Linked DNA regions of Homo sapiens: region 1 is linked to region 2. Evidence: read pairs that join two places in POLR2A ChIA-PET (ENCODE). Cell type or tissue: HepG2. All regions are shown on one strand. Links, peaks and the distances in the headings refer to the core of each region. The heading gives the core; the rest is flanking DNA. Region 1 overlaps SLC17A2 (solute carrier family 17 member 2). Region 2 holds the start of H2AC1 (H2A clustered histone 1).

Region 1 (8,339 bases), core at 28-8,027, 180 kb before region 2:
CCTCTAAATCAGACTCTGGTAGGTCAGATTTCCCAGAGGAAGAAAAATATAAGCTTATTTTCTCAAGATGAATAGATGTTAGATTGATTAAAATGAGCTGTTCCGGTGCAGAAGACAGCACGTGTGACTTCCTAGAGGTACATGAGCATGAAACAGTTCTTAGTTATGACCAGAATGAAAGACACATGTCAAGGAATAGCAAGAGACGAAGACAGAGGGGCAAAAGAAGATCATGAAGAATATGTTCAGACTAATCCAATTTTTAAAAAATCACAAAAGGGAAACAAAGTGTCCTAGGCCAGTTTAAAGATAATTTAATGTCTGGAAACAGATCGGCTGTGAGACATTGCAAGGAGGCTTGCTCGGTGTTTGGAAATGCAGGCTCATGAGGAAGATGAAAAGACAGACCCAGGCAGGGATGGAAGGACTGACGAGAACCAACTTACAAAGAGAAGTTTTGTTTTTACTACATTTCTATGTGATCAAGTTCCCAGGTTAATATTTGACTAAACTGCTAGGAATCCACTGTGACTATAATGCTGGAAATGACTTAGTAGGGCTTTCTGAGGAGGGTCACACAGAAGACCAAAGAGAACTCATGTTGAATTGAGATGGGTTGTAGTGATAGTTGTCAACAGCCAATACAGAAACAAAAAAAAACAAAACAAACAGCAACAACAACAACAAAAAAAAACAGAGAAGACACAAACACAATGCCACAATGCCATTTTAGGCATAATTTTAAATGAGTAATATTATATGTTGAAATCCAAATTTTCAGAAAAACATTAGTGTATTTTATTTTTGTTTAAAGAAATAACCATCTCAACTCAGAACCCCATGTGCATTTTGGCCATTTTGTTTCCAATAGTTTCATAAACTTTCTTAAGTAACTACTGCACATTGTTCCTTATATTCCTTGTGATCAACATTGCAATACACAACTGGGAGGGCTACTAGAACTGGTGTAGAAGGAACTTGTGAGATTGATCATTTTCTCTGTTTTTTACATCTAGGATTTTGAGTCTGGTTGGAGGAATGTCTTTTTCCTGTCTGCTGCAGTCAACATGTTTGGCCTGGTCTTTTACCTCACGTTTGGACAAGCAGAACTTCAAGACTGGGCCAAAGAGAGGACCCTTACCCGCCTCTGAGGACATAAAGTTACAAACTTAAATGTGGTACTGAGCATGAACTTTTTAAACATTTTTTACTTCTCTCCATATTCCTGACCATAGACTCAGCAGTTCTTAACTCTGGCTGTGTGTTAGTCTTCCCTGGGGAGCCTTTATAAGACACTGATACTTGGGACCCACTCCAGAGATTCTGAATGAATTGGTCTGGGGTGGAACCCAGATACTACTAATTTTTAGATACTCCTTAGAGGTTTCTAGCATGCGCCCGGGGTTGACAACAGCTGGACAAACTTGAAAAGTCAATTCATGTGGCCTTTGAATTTTCCTCATTGGAAAGTACTAAATAAATAAAAATTCATGTGAAAATGATCACTGATAAATATCTTCATGGTGGGGCAGGTTATTGGATGCAGAGAAGATCTGCTCGGAATTGTAGCCATATGTTACAGATCTCAGCACCGATCGGAACTGTAAAGCTATAATCCCCAGAATTAAAGTTTTTATTATTTTTTATACATTGTAAAACATAGACGTTTATTTATGTGATTAAATTCTATTAAAATTTACATGCTAAAATAAAATAGACCATTTTCAAATTATTTAGATCCAGATATTTCCATCAGATTAAACAGATATTTATTTATCCTAGCCCAATTGCAAGAGATTAATGATGAGAAAATGACCAATACAAGATTAAATAAATGAGGTTAACTTAGAAATCAAGGACAGAGAAGATAGAACTGGAAGGCTTGTATTGTGAGAAGAATGAATGTGAAGGAAGGCAATGTAGACACTTCCAGAAGGGATAGCAATATAGTTTAGACCATATAATGAAAATTGGAGAGAGATGACAGAGACACTTTCAAGTGAAATGACAATTTATATGGGGGAGAAAAATATTGAAGACATAACAAGATGAGAAAAGGCATAGAAATGTATCACATACAAGGCATAGAAGTGTATCACATACAAGAGAAGTTCCTTTTGAGCGTAGAAAAAGATAATTTAACCTTCTTCATATTTTTCTTACTTTCCCAAGATACTCAGATAGGCAGCGTCAACTCTAACAGGAATTAATTTGGCTCCTAACACTTAAGACATATCCTTTAGTTTGTCTCCTCACACAGAACTGATTCTGGTTTTGCCACAACATGTCTAGAGAAGAAGTTCCCACCATATTTTAAATCCTATTAAAAAACTGCTTGGACAAGAACCTTGGGTTAATTCAGCAGATGAAGAGAATCTCCTAATGCAAATCAATGGGTATTTTTGAGCAAGTTTTTCAGAAAAACAGAGTGTCAGGCCCTGAGGGTGGTACTAAGATGAGAACATTGATTTTGCCTTCATGATATTGACAACACAAAGAGGAAAGGGGGTTTGCAGAAAACTAAAAGAAGAAGTAGAAGAAAAAAGAAAGACATAGTATAATAGGTAGTCAAATTATGTACAGAAAAAAGAGAAAAAAAAAACAAAAAAGGGTGGGGGACAGACAACCCAACTAAAAAATGGGCCAATGACTTGAACAGGGACTTCATAAAAGAGAAAATGTAAGTGGCTCCTTAACATATAAAAAGATGTTCAACTTCATTAGTCATTACAGAAATGAAAATCAAAACTACAATGAAATACCACTATAAAATTAACTAATGGATAAAATGAAAGGAGATGGAAAACAAAATGTTGCCAGACATGTGGAGCAACTGGAACTTTCATACGTTACGAATGTGAACTTTGGAAAGCTGCTCGGCAATATCTCCTAAAGCTAAATGTACAATTCCAGTGACTCAAACATTTTACTTAGAAATGCACATATACATCCATAAAACATGTACAACAATGTTCATAGGAGCACTATCTGTAATAGCCTGAACAGGAAGTTGTCTGTTAAAAAAAGAATGAGTAAATAAACCACGGTCTATTTGTATAGCAATGAGAATTAACAGACCCCAATATATAATAGATGAATGGGTCTCATAAGCACAATATTGATTAAAGGAAGACAAAACGCACATTCTTTTAAAGGTTTATAAAATACTTTTTAAAAACAGCTACAACCAATCTGTCCTGTTAAAAATCAGTGAGCGATTTCCCTTGTGCAGGGATGGGGGTTGTGGCTGGATGGATGGTACTTAAGAAGTGCTCCTGGGGTACTAGAAATATTTTATTTCTTGACTTGGATGTGTGTTTACTTTGTGAATATTGTACATTTATGATTTGTGCACGTTTATGAATGTAGAAAATAAAACAGAAAGCAAATTCAAAGTATCATCCTTTTGAGAGCTTCTGCTCTGACTTCGTTTTGACCAATGGAGCAGTTGGGAAGGGGTCTTGGTCCTTCGGTCCTTTGCTTTTTTTTTTTTTTTTTTTTTTTTTAGACAGAGTCTTACTCTGTCGCCCGGGCTGGAGTGCAGTGGCTCGATCTTAGCTCACTGAAAGCTTTGCCTCCCGGGTTCATGCCATTCTCCTGCCTCAGCCTCCCCAGTAGCTGGGACTACAGGCACCTGCCACCATGCCCGGCTAATTTTTTGTATTTTTTAGTAGAGACGGGGTTTCACCATGTTAGCCAGGATGGTCTCGATCTCCTGACCTCGTGATCCGCCCACCTGAGCCTCCCAAAGTGCTGGGATTACAGGTGTGAGCCACCGCGCCCGGCCCCTGGTCCTCTGCTTTCATGTTCTTCTTGGTCCTGTTCCTCCTCCTCTTTTGTTGGAACTTCCAGTATCAGAGCAGGAAGGAAGGCAATGGGTCAATCGATGCTGTCAGCTTTTGGATCAAACTGCAAGTTCTCAAACAGCAAAATTAATGAGCTCAGGCTTTGAAGAAACCATGACCCTGAAAGCATCAGTTGCTTCCAATTGCATCAGTTGCCACGGGTGATAAGAACAATGATGACTCAGAATGCCTAGGTTTTCCCAGCAGCTTCTCTGAGGTTTTCCCAGCAGCTTCTCTGATTGATTCCTGACAGATGACTTCGGTGTGTCAGACTTTCAGGGTATCTTTCCTTATGTGATGGTTTGAGGAAGAGTTACCATTCACATTCCTAATGGCTTCAGAATAGATGCAATTGTGAACTGATAGGAAACATTTCTAATTCATCTCCCCTCCCCATCCCTAAAGGATTGTTTCTAACAATAGTCATGAAAATTAATTCACTTTTCTCAAATAGTTTATTGTCATCTACCTAATGATGAGATGACTTACTTTTTCTCCTTGACTGTTAAATATTATGAATTATATTAATGTATTTCTTAATGTTGAGCTTTCCCTTGAATATTCTTTTGATGTACGACAGAATTTGATTCACTAATAGTTTATTTAGGACTTTGGCTGATGTACTGATATATGAGATTGGCTCTGTATGCATACATGTGTTTTGTGTATCTTTTTTGTGTCTGGATATGGAGCTTATGCTGATTTCAAAAACAAGAAAGGAGAACTTTCCTTTTTCCCCATTACTCTGAAAAAGATTGACTAGAATGGAATTTTTATAATTGCTGTTGTTATTTGAAAGCTTGAAAGCATTGGTTTGTAAAAATCATGCAGGCTGAAAGCCATTTTGAGGAGACTTTGATAACTTTCTCAATTTCCTTCAGTTACTGGTCTTTTAAGGGGTTTTATATTTTTCTTTGATCAATTTTGACCATTTATGTTATCTTGGAGGATCATCTATTTTACACACTATTTAAAGTATATTTGCAAAAATTCAACTGTTTTATCAGGCTATCTTTTTAATAATATATTCATTTTATCTATATCTGAGGTTTTAGCTTCTTTGTACTTCTGACCCAATTGCATGTGTGCTTTCTTTCTCCTTCATTAGACTACTTAGTCATTTACTAATTTTAAGAATAGCTTGTCTTTTATTTATTTACTTATTTATTTTTGAGACGGAGTCTCACTCTGTCACCCAGGCTGGAGTGCAGTGGCGCGATCTCGGCTCACTGCAACCTCCGCCTCCCGGGTTCAAGTGATTCTCCTGCCTCAGACTCCCGAGTAGCTGGGATTACAGTCATGCACCACCATGTCTGGCTAATTTCTGTATTTTTAATAGAGATGGGGTTTTGCTATGTTGGCCAAGCTGGTCTCAAACTCCTGACCTTAGATGATCTACCCACCTTGGCCTCCCAAAGTGCTGGGATTACAGGCATGAGCCACTGCGCCCAGCCCTGCTTGTCTTTTTATTTTATATTTGATTAGCTTTATCTTTTATCAAGCTTATGTCCTATTTCCCTTTGCTTTACTTCATATAAATTTTGTTTTGGATAGTTTATTTATTTTTCATTTAATTATGAAACAGGTTAAAGCTTAGAGGAAAATTGCTCCTCTAAGTCCAATTTTGTGGGCAGATTACATTTTGCTGTGTTGTGCTCCCAAATTCATTGTTCTTTTAATGCTTTATTTCTCAAGTTAATAACCTATATAGTAAAAAAGTGGCTGTTGACTCTCAGCTTTTTTTTTTTTTTTTTTTTTTTGTAGATACAGGGATCTTGCTGTGTTGCTCAGGCTGGTCTGAAACTGCTGGCTTCAAGGGATCCTCCTGCCTTGGTCTCACAAAATGCTGGGATGACAGACATGAGACACCATGCCTAGCCATGTCTCTCTCCTTATATATAATAAGAAAACAGACACACTGAGGCATCCTATCATCTCACTCTTGGTTTCACTACTGTTCTCTGGAAGTTTTGCTCTGACCTTTTGCAGTTAATGTATTAATTTTGCATTGAGTAGTTTCCATAGAAGAATTATAGCATTTGCATTCTGTTGGGTATTATACTTTTCACTGTTATTTGAACATAATTTGAGGGCTGAAACCAAGATGAGGCAAGTGAGGTGCCCAGGAAGCAATATTTAAGGAGGCATCCTTTCTTAGGCTCATGCAAGAACAGAATTGGCACATGAGAGTGAGTGCCTCCTTAATTTTGAGTGCTGGACACTTCTTGCTCACTTAGCATACCCCTGGACAATGAAGTGTTTTTTGTTTTGTTTTTTCATGTCCATCCTTTATCCTTCTTCATCTCAAAACATTTCAATGGAGTATTTTTTTGGAGCAGTACTTGGATGAGCCTCTGAGTCCCACAGTAGCTGAGAATTTATTTCATAGTACTCTTTATGATCACTGTGGAGCCTTAAAACATTGTAATATTAACTTAGCTGGGAACAGAAATTTTGTTCCACAATTTGTCTTATTCAGAACAGTATTGACTTCCTGCTAGTCTCTTCTGATGTCCAATATGAGGAAGTCTAGTTAGCCAGCTACTTTTTGTAGGAGAGCTATGTTTAGGCTAGGTGCTATAGGATTCTCTTTATCCTGGAATTCCTTCACCAAGATGTGCCAAGGTGTTAATCATTTTCTCTTGCTTTTTGGCTGGTGGTCTTAGAGTTTCCTTCGATTTTGTTTTATTTAGTGATTGTCCTCAATTTGTTTTCTTTACTAAGAATCTCTCTTCTATTTATCTGTATGGTAAAACCTTGTTGCCCATCTTTCTGGTTTCTGCTGACTTTCATTTTTGGACCTTTTACTTTGCTTTCTCCATGGACTTTTTGGTAGTGGAGGCAGGCAAACACTTTCCAAAGTCTTTCTCAATTTCCATCAATTTCAACTTATTTCCTAAAATTGCCTCAGAATGTGCCTATGTCCACAATATCCCTCCTTCCACTTTAGAAAGGAAAGGCATCCACACTTTATTTAGGTGCAATGCCTGAAGTGTAAACACTTTCTGGTTGTCAACAAAGGAGTACTTCCAAATATTGGTTTGGGGATAACCTGCTAATGATTAACACATTCACCTTGGCTCTTGGTTTGCCTGCTCCCTCTTCTTTTATCTGCTGTGTGTATTTTTTTTAATCACTGAGAATATGCACAGTATTGTATGTTTTATTATAAGAGAGGACTGGCCAGAGTGGGAATGTTCTGAATTCAGAATAACTGAAGCAGTACAGGATAGGAACTCATTCTTTCAAATGAAGCTGGCATATTTTCCCAGAGCACCAAATTTCAATATATATTTAAAAAACTTGATATGAATGATACAATAAAGTGGTTAGAACTTTTATTAAAATAAACTTATGTCATGAAATACTTATTCTAATTATAGTCACTCTTCATCTTATTTCATCTTATAACATGTTTAATGTTTTCTTTTATTTACAAAACAATTTATTTTTTGATGAAAAGTTTTAGAAATCAAGTTAAAAATATTCAAAGGAATGCCTAAAGTTTTCAAAATTCTTTTACATGTTGTACAATCAAAAGAGTCTGAAGACCATTTAGCTATCCAAATTGTTTATTTTTAAGCAGTATCCCTTCTAATATTTACTATTTATAATCCTTAAAAATTTGCCTTAGCACAGGAGAATTGCTTGAACCCAGGAGACGGAGGTTGCAGTGAGCCAACACAGTGCCACTGCCCTCCAGCCTCGGCGACAGAGTGAGACTCTGTCTCAAAAAAAAAAAAAAAAAAAAAAAAAAAAGGCCAAAAACAAATAAACAAACAAAAAAATCCGCCTTAACATTATTTGTTCATTAAAAACTTTCTTTAATACTACTAGTTTCCCTTTCCTCTCAGCCCATTGTCATATTTTGATTTTTATCACTTGCTTTGTAGGACATATGAGGTTTTTGTTTTTTTTTTTTTTTGGAGATGCAGTCTCCCTCTGTTGCCCGTGCTGGAGTGCAATGGCGCAATCTTGGCTCACTGCAACCTCTGCCTCCTGGGTTCAAGCAATTCTCCTGCCTCAGCCTTCCAAGTAGCTGGGATTACAGGCACCCACTACCACGCCTGGCTAATTTTTGTATTTCTGGTAGAGACGGGGTTTCACCATGTTGGCCAGGCTGGTCTCGAACTCCTGACCTCAAGTGATCCACAATCCTTGGCCTCCCAAAGTGCTATGATTACAAGCATGAGCCACCTGCCCAGCCAGAATATATGTTCATTTTGAGTCCTTTAACAAAGTCATAAGAATTTTAGGAATTCAGTTACTTTCTTGAGAAAATCTCTGAAAAGATGCCAATAATTTGTAGCCAATTATATTGATTTCTCTTTTTCATATTGAGAATTGTTTTTTAAAAAGTTTGTATGTGTGAAGATTTTTGCACTGTAGTTAAAGAAACCACCTGTGTGTTGGTTAAGCCATAAGTACATGTATTCAAATAAATTGAGGTGGGGTTACTCTGAGAATCAAAGGAAAACCTGAAGAAACAGGCAG
Region 2 (8,339 bases), core at 104-8,103:
ACACACACACACACACACAGTATTAGGCTTTGGTTTGAGATATAACCCACATACTAAAATATTAGTATCTTTATACTTATAAATACGAGTATTTATAAGTATGAACATATTTATATCTCAGTGTGTCCATTATATCTCAAACCAAAGGCTAATTATAGGTTTGTATCTTAGTGTGTATGTTATAAACCTTATAAACATTATAAACTTTATTATAGTGTATTAAGCACTTCACATAAGTAAGGTATCACATACCTGTATGTACCTTTTATCTTTTGGTTTATTAACATAGCATGGCTACGGTCTTCTAGACATATAACCATCCTAGAATTCTCGGAAGGTAATTCTTTGGCAGAAGAAAACATGCGCCCTAGGAGTATGTTTAGATATGCCCATTCCTTGACTGATGTCCATACAGTCATGCTCTCCCAACAAGAGTTGTGCTGAAAGCTGCAAGTTTACAAATCTTCCTTTCCTTCTAATCATTTAGTCTAATTCGACACTCTAACTAAAATTCAACCCCCAAAATATGATTCCCCATCTTCACATTATTTTTCTCAGGAATTACATAGGTTGTCACAATAACATCCTAATTTGTTTGTTCATTTTCCCAAGAAGAATGGCATTTTCCCTTCCAGGAGCCTGCTATAATCACTGCTCTGCCTACCTGAAGTAGGTGCTGAAACAGTTCCACCCAGAAACATCAAGTTCTGCTGTCAATACTACCGAGTATTAAAGGAAACTGCTTCGGATACCCCAATAACCAGAACTGTTCTGAGTCCTGTTTACGAAAGCTGTAGTCTTATTGACGAAACAGCATTTTGTAATCCTTTTGTAAACTAGCTCTTTCTCAGAAATTGAGTGGCTCTGAAAAGGGCCTTTGATTTCAGCTTTGGGGTTTTTGTTTTTGTTTTTGTTTTTGTTTCTTCTAGACATTAGACATTCAAGTCACTTCGCTGGCTTTTACAACTTGGGTGGTTATTCATACTGGACTTTGTGGTAGTGGCTCCCAATCCTTTGGGACAGCAGCACAGCTTGGATGTTGGGCAAAACGTCACCCTAAGCCATTGTCACTCGGGCCAGCAGCTTGTCGAGCTCCTTGTCGTTGCGGATGGCCAGCTGCAGGTGGCGCGGGATGATGCGGGTCTTCTTCTTGTTCCGACGGCGTTGCCCGCCAACTCCAGGGTGTCGGAGGCCAGGTACTCCAGAACCGCCGGCAGGTACGCTAGCGTGCAGCCCCCGACCCTCTCGGCATCGTTGCCCTTGCTGAGCAGCCCGTTGACACCGCCCACGGGGAACTGCAGAACCTCTCTGAATGAATAGCGCGTACCCTTCCCCCGAGTTTCCCTAGTCTAAGACATAGCCCAAAACTAAAAGTTATAACGGAAAAAGACACCCGTTAAAACGGGTACTCAGCGTATTTCTAGTCTGACAGCAGATTGTGGATTATCTGATTGATTGGCTGATAGCCATCTATCCAATCAGAGAACCTTACTGCTATTGCCTTATTTACATACTCTACCTATTATCCAATCAGATGTTGGATGCAAATGACGTAGGTTGAGGGCCATGCCTATAAATATCACGCTTCACTCCAGTCAAACATCAGTTAGTGATCTCCCTGTGAACTTGGAAGATAAACATGCTGGAGCTTGCTTCAAAGGGCACTACCATTTCCGAAAAGGGCTTTAAGAAGGCAGTTGCTAAAACTCGAAGGAGGACAAAAAGCGCAAGAGATGCCGCAAAGAGAGCTATTCTATTTACATCTACAAGCTGCTGAAGCAGGTCCACGCGGACACTGGAATCTCTTCCAAGGCCATGAGTATCATGAATTCTTTTGTTAGTGACATTTTTGAGCGCATTGCCTGTGAGGCTTCCCGCCTGGCGCATTATGACAAGCGCTCGACCATCACCTCCAGGGAGATCCAGACGGCCGTGCGCCTGCTGCTGCCTGGGGAACTAGCCAAGCACGTTGTGTCGGAGGGCACCAAGGCTGTCACCAAGTACACTAGCTCCAAGTAAAACATGATAGGGCCAGCAGATGAGCTCCACAAACCAAAGGCTCTTTTAAGAGCCAATGAAAGTTTCTAATAGGGCTGTAGAATGTTTATTTTATTATAGAGTATGCCTCGTTGCCAGACTGATAATTTTTTCCTAGACTAGGCATAACATGGTTATCTTTAAGTCTAAACTTTGCATTAATCAACTGTATCTGCCCCAGTATTGGTGAAAGCTAAAATCTCACAGCCGAGGCAATTAAATGGGAGCTCCCGTAATCCTGGGTTCATGGGGATATTCTTTCTGTGGACAGTGCCATGGGGAAATACGGCTTTTTTGTCTATGACGTTTTCTACTACAAACACTCTACGATGACAGCAAAAAAGGCCTGGAGCTCCCCACTTAGGGAAGTCTGGCACTGAGCATTAGGCTGTTTGCTTTTTCTTGACTTTGGCCATAATGTGTGCAAAACATTCTCCAAGTCCGGGTGGACCAGCTCCAGCACCTTGTAGATGTAAATAGAATAGCTCTCTTTGCAGCATCTCTTGTGCTTTTTACGCTCCTTTTCTTGCACATTATGAAAAGTGATCAGGCTAACTCCCCTTGAACTGCTGGAATTTGAGGTCCAAAGCCTAAGGTTTCTGCGTCTCTGTGAACTCCAGTAAACTGCTTACTCAATATCACAGTTCTTATGTTGCTTAGCCGCTTAAGAATTATCTCCACAGGGATTTCCAGTTGATCCCAACAGAACTGTTCCTGAACTTCTGCATTCTCTATATCCATGAGTACCACCCTATTCACATGGTTGTCCAAGCCAGAAATGTATTTTTTCCCTAATAGTCTCTGTTCAACCTCCATCCACTTCAGTCTCTCAAGATATGGTAATTTTACTTCCTACATATTTCTGTTGTCTGATTATACACCATCTCCACCGCTAACATTTTTGTCTGCATACTCATGATCTCACACCTGAATTAGTTTCCAATTAATCTCACTGCTCTTAATCTTGCCTCCCTAAAAACCACTCTCCACCCAACTATTTTCATTTTTTAAATTGACAAAAATTGTGTATTTACTGTGTACAACATGATGTTTTGAAATATGTATACATCGCGGAATGGCAATCTAATTAACATATGCATTACCCCACATATTTTTTATGAAAACACTTAAACTCTACTCTTTGCAATTTTCAATACAACATATTGTTACCAACTATAATCAGCATATTGTACAATAGAGCTCTTCAGCTTATTCCTCCTAAGTGAAATTTCATATCCTTTAACCAATATCTTCCCACCACTCCCCAACTCTAGCCACTGGTAACCACCACTCTGCTACTTATATGAGTTCAACTTTTTTTTAATTCCACTTATGAGATCATACAGCATTTGTCTTTCTGTGCCTCGCTCATTTCACTTAACATCCTCCAGGTTCATCCATGTTGCTGCCAATGACAGAATTCTTTTTCTTTTTTGAGGCCAAATAGTATTCTATTATGTATGTATGCCACATTTTCTTTAGCCATTCATCTCCTGAAGGACCTTTATGTTCTTTCTATATCTTGTCTATTGAGAATAATTCTGCAATGAACATGGGAGTACAGATATCTCTTTGAGAAACTGATTTTATTTCCTTTCAATATATACCCAGTAGTAGGATTGTTGGATTATATGGTAGTTCTATTTTTAATTTTTTGAGGAAATTCTATACTGTTTTCCACAATGTATGCACTAAAATATTACCATTTTCAATCTTATTTGAAGCACAAATATTACTATATCACACATTTTAAAAAATATTTTGAAAACTCAATTTGGTATTGTTTTATTAATAGTATTAAGTATTTTATTGCATGCACTTAGAAATTTATATTAAGCTGTGTATAGGATCAGCTAGACTTGCAAAGAAATCAATAGTACAATAAAAGTTTTGAATGTTGGAGCTTTTTGGATTACGGATGCTCAACCTATATTGCAAACATGTAAAACTCAAGAAAATCTATCAAGAAACCAATAGGAAAATAAGTCAATTCAGTGAGGTACTAGAAGGATATTAAAAAAAAATGCACGGAAAGCAGTCTTACATATATAACAAAAAAAGTTAAAAAATAATGAATAGGAAATACCTCATTTACAGTAACAACAAAAACAAAATACCCAGAACTATATTTAACTTTTTAAAATGCCAAATATATATGAAGGTAGATGATCAGTTCACACCCATCCCGTGGTTTTCTGTAGGTGAATGACTCAGGCAGCACCTGAACTAGCTCAGTTCTAGAAAATGGACCTGAGAGGAACGGGTCCTCTGGGAAGACTCCTCTTGCTTTCAATCCAAGACCCAGTGGAATAGACTGACTCTTCCTGCCTTTACTTTATCCTATCCTCTCTGCATGAACACTTGCAACTGTAACTAGTATGATGGCAAAGTCACAGTGTGGAGAAGGGCAGAGGCAAGACTGCAGGGTAGTGGAGCCAGGGCTGTGATTATCCTATTGGTGGAACTTCTCTGCCTTTATGTTGTCCTGTTTGGTTGCATTACTTATCTCAACCAGTTCAGCTAGCATTTCCTATTATTTGCAGCCAAAATACATCTGATATAAAAGCTACATGAAGTTTGGTCTGAAAACAGTTTTTATTTGCTGGTATTCCTACTTATCTATTGCCCAAATAAGCCTAAAAGTCCTTGGGTAATCAGGGTAGTCTGACAGTGGTCACAAAGTCGACAGGTTATTTGGCAGCTATGTGATACCTGCTGTTTTCCAAGGTGTTAGAGAAGCATGAATCCCTGATTAGAGATGATCCCATCCCCAATACAAGGTGAGCATAGATGCTAGATGCCCCTTCCCCCCAATTTGTCACCTCCCTGGAAGATTTCCCAGCTAAAGCATGCAGGGGCTTTGCAGGGACTGTCTTACTGTTCACAAAAGTGTGGGGGCACTTATTTTAACGGGTCTTGTTATACATTGATATATTTTTTTGTTTGTGTTTGAGACGGAGTCTCGCTCTGTCACCCAGGCTGGAGTGCAGTGGGGCGATCTCGGCTCACTGCAACCTCCGCCTCCCGGGTTCAAGGGATTCTCCTGCCTCAGCCTCCCAAGTAGCTGCAATTACAGGAACGTGCCACCACGCCCAGCTAATTTTTTGTATTTTGAGTAGAGACAGGGTTTCACCATGTTAGCCAGGATGGTCTCGATCTCCTGACCTCGTGATCTGCCCTCCTCTGCCTCCCAAAGTGCAGGATTACATGCGTGAGCCACCGCGCCGGCCGGTACTAACTTTTTAATGTAGAGAAAGCACATATACATATCCAAAATTTTGTTAAAAGATAAAGGTTAAATGAAGATGCGTTAAACAAATTGAGAATTCCAGCTAACCACAGGTTTCCAGGAAGTAATATTTGATCCATTTTTAAGGTGGCTGAAATCAGTTTAATGCTTGGGAGCTCTTACAGATGGAGTCCAACAACCAGTAACATGACAATGAAGGAAACTATTATAAATTTAAGAAAATTAAGGGACATTTTAAATCCGTTTAATTCCTGCTAACCAGATTTGTGAGTTCTCCAGAGTTCGCACAATCATTTCCACACCTTGACTTACCTGTGGCACAAAACGTAACTTCCTCTAAACTATTCCCTTTTTGTGAGGTCTTAAAATTTGGGATCATAATGCAAGTTATACTGTCTATGTCGCTGCGCTTTTTAGTTTTATTATGTGTAATGCTAACCTTAAATATACCAGTATCAGCATGTAGCTTTTATACAAACTAGGGGGTTTTTTTGTTTTGTTTTTTGAGACAGTCTCGCTGTCACCAGGCTGTAGTGCAGTGACGATCTCGGCTCACTGCAATCTCCGGCTCCTGGGTTCAAGCGATTCTCTTGCCTCAGCCTCCCAATTAGCTGGGACTACAGTGCACGCCACCACGCCCACCTGATTTTTGTATTTTTAGTAGAGACGGAGTTTCACCTTGTTGGCCAAGATGGTCTCCGTCTCTTAACCTCATGAACCGCCAGCCTCGACCTCTGCAAGTGCTGGGATTACAGGCGAGTCACGGTGCCTAGCAAGGATTGTCTTGCTGCAACTAGTTCGTCTACCCTCGGCCCACAGCTGATTTGGATATATTCGCAGTGGCTCACGCCTGTAGTCCCAGCACTTTGGGAGACCGAGGTGGGTGATCACCAGATCGAGTTTGAGACCATCCTGGCCAACATGGTGAAACCCCGTCTCTACTAAAAATACAAAAATTAGCCGGGTGTAGTGGTGGGAGCCTGTAGTCCCAGCTGCTCAGGAGGCTGAGGCAGGAGAATGGCGTGAACTCAGGAGGCAGAGCTTGCAGTGAGCCGAGATTCCGCCACTGCACTCCAGCCTGGGAGAGTGAGACTCCGCCTCAAAAAAAAAAAAAACCCTTACGGTTAGAAACTACACAAAAACGAAGCCCACAGCTGTTTCAGTATGTTTAAGTGGCTCTGAAAAGAGCCTTTGGGTTAGAAATGACGTTTACTTAGCAGGCTTACTTGGAGCTGGTGTACTTAGTGACAGCCTTGGTGCCCTCAGACACAGCATGTTTAGCCAGCTCTCCCGGCAGTAGCAAGCGCACTGCTGTCTGAATCTCTCTGGAAGAAATGGTGGAGCGCTTGCTGTAGTGAGCCAAACGTGATGCCTCGCTCGCTATACGCTCAAAGATATCAGTGACGAAGGAATTCATAATGCTCATAGCTTTCGAAGAGATGCCAGTGTCCGGATGGACCTGCTTTAGCACTTTGTAGATGTAAATAGAATAACTCTCCTTACGGGTCCTCTTGCGCTTTTTGCCTTCCTTTTTCTGGGTCTTAACGACAGCTTTCTTAAAGCCCTTCTTGGAAATGGTAGCACCTTTAGATGACACCTCCGGCATAGCTACCACACACTTCTGCAGCGTTACACGGTTCTTTTCCAGGGTTACACAGCACTTTCCAGTGCTCAACAGCTCTTCAGTATTAAACAGCTCCAAATGACCTCAGCTCCAAGTCTCGCCAAGTAAACAAACAGAACTGGAGGATGAAAGATGCGGTATTTATAGGCACGGCCCTCAAACGCCGCGTTCGGTATCCAAAATCTGATTGGACAATGGGAAGTGGCGTGAATGCAAATGAGGCGATTCTAGTACGACTTTCTGATTGGGTAGACGGCCATCAGCCAATCAGATAGCAAATGCCAACCTCAGTCAGACTATAAATAGGCCCAGTAGCAGCCCTAGAAATGTGGTTCTCGTGTTGCTGCAATTTGATGCGAGGAGATGTCTGGACGAGGGAAGCAGGGAGGAAAAGCACGCGCCAAGTCTAAGTCTCGCTCTTCTAGAGCGGGTTTGCAGTTTCCCGTAGGCCGGATCCATCGTCTGCTTCGTAAGGGAAACTATGCAGAGCGGATAGGGGCAGGCGCACCAGTGTATTTGGCGGCAGTGTTAGAGTATCTCACAGCAGAAATCCTTGAGCTGGCAGGCAATGCGTCTCGCGATAACAAAAAAACTCGCATTATTCCCCGCCACCTGCAGCTAGCGATCCGCAATGATGAGGAACTCAATAAGCTTTTGGGCGGCGTGACCATTGCCCAGGGCGGAGTCCTGCCTAACATTCAGGCAGTGCTGCTGCCCAAGAAGACTGAGAGTCACCACCATAAAGCCCAAAGCAAGTAACTTAAGGTTGTCATTGGTAAAAAGACTTCTGTGTCAGAAAAAACAAAAGGCTCTTTTCAGAGCCACCTACCGTCTCAGAAAAAGGCTGTACGTTACAAAACGTTACTGCTGTTAACCAGCCATCTTACTTGCCTGTCACAAATGCCCGTTTAAGCGCATTTCGGGAATGTACGGGGACTGAATTTTCAAGGAGCGTTCCATCGGCCATTAGTTTGAGGTAATTTTGGTTATATATGTCACTGGGCGAGGTGGCTTAACGCTTGTGAGCAGTCAGTACTTGCACTTCAGTGGAGGTTGGAGCGGGAGGGTCGTTCAAGCCTGGGGCTTGACCGTTAACATAATTGAGACCCTGTCCCCACAGAAACTAGCTGGGTCTGGTGATGCAGGCCTGTAGTCCCAGCTGTTCGGGAGGCTGCGGTGGGAGGGTTGTTCATGAGTCCGGGAGGCGAAAGTTACAGTGAACGAAGATTGATTGCTCCACTGCACTCCAGTCTGGGTGACATGAGCGAGACTATCTCAAACTAGATTTATGTATGTTAGTTATGTTAAGGGTTACACATGGAAGTGAAAATTGCATTACAAGCAGGAGAGGTGTAATCTTCCTGTTTAAATCCAGGTAACATCAGTCTGGCTGGTTAAAGTACATTTTAGAGAATTTCCTTTCAAATA

The links. Peaks named below come from ENCODE experiments on the same cell type or tissue, not always from the same donor. Only the 100,000 strongest peaks of a DNase experiment are listed, where the experiment ranks them.
Region 1: POLR2A ChIA-PET joins it to region 2 with 9 read pairs; 3 of 35 experiments call an interaction of 5 or more read pairs at or near these places.

What each region holds. Positions count from the first base shown.
Region 1 is chr6:25,906,129-25,914,467 of GRCh38, reverse strand. It overlaps SLC17A2 (solute carrier family 17 member 2), which reads left to right. Exons shown (of 12, transcript NM_001286123.3): 12 at 1,017-1,714. The coding sequence ends at 1,151. Among named protein-coding and RNA genes, the nearest start is that of SLC17A2, 20 kb to the left of the region's middle. In HepG2, for the core only: no CTCF peak of the experiment used is centred there; DNase peaks (open chromatin) are centred at 497, 3,977 and 6,877; H3K4me3 peaks cover 331 bases.
Region 2 is chr6:25,725,463-25,733,801 of GRCh38, reverse strand. It overlaps H2AC1 (H2A clustered histone 1), which reads left to right and starts at 7,240. Exons shown (of 1, transcript NM_170745.3): 1 at 7,240-7,739. The coding sequence starts at 7,275. The coding sequence ends at 7,670. H2BC1 (H2B clustered histone 1) reads right to left here and starts at 7,025. Exons shown (of 1, transcript NM_170610.3): 1 at 6,457-7,025. The coding sequence starts at 6,893. The coding sequence ends at 6,510. It also overlaps a transcript of SLC17A1 not described here, the pseudogene H2BC2P and the pseudogene H2AC2P. In HepG2, for the core only: no CTCF peak of the experiment used is centred there; no DNase peak of the experiment used is centred there.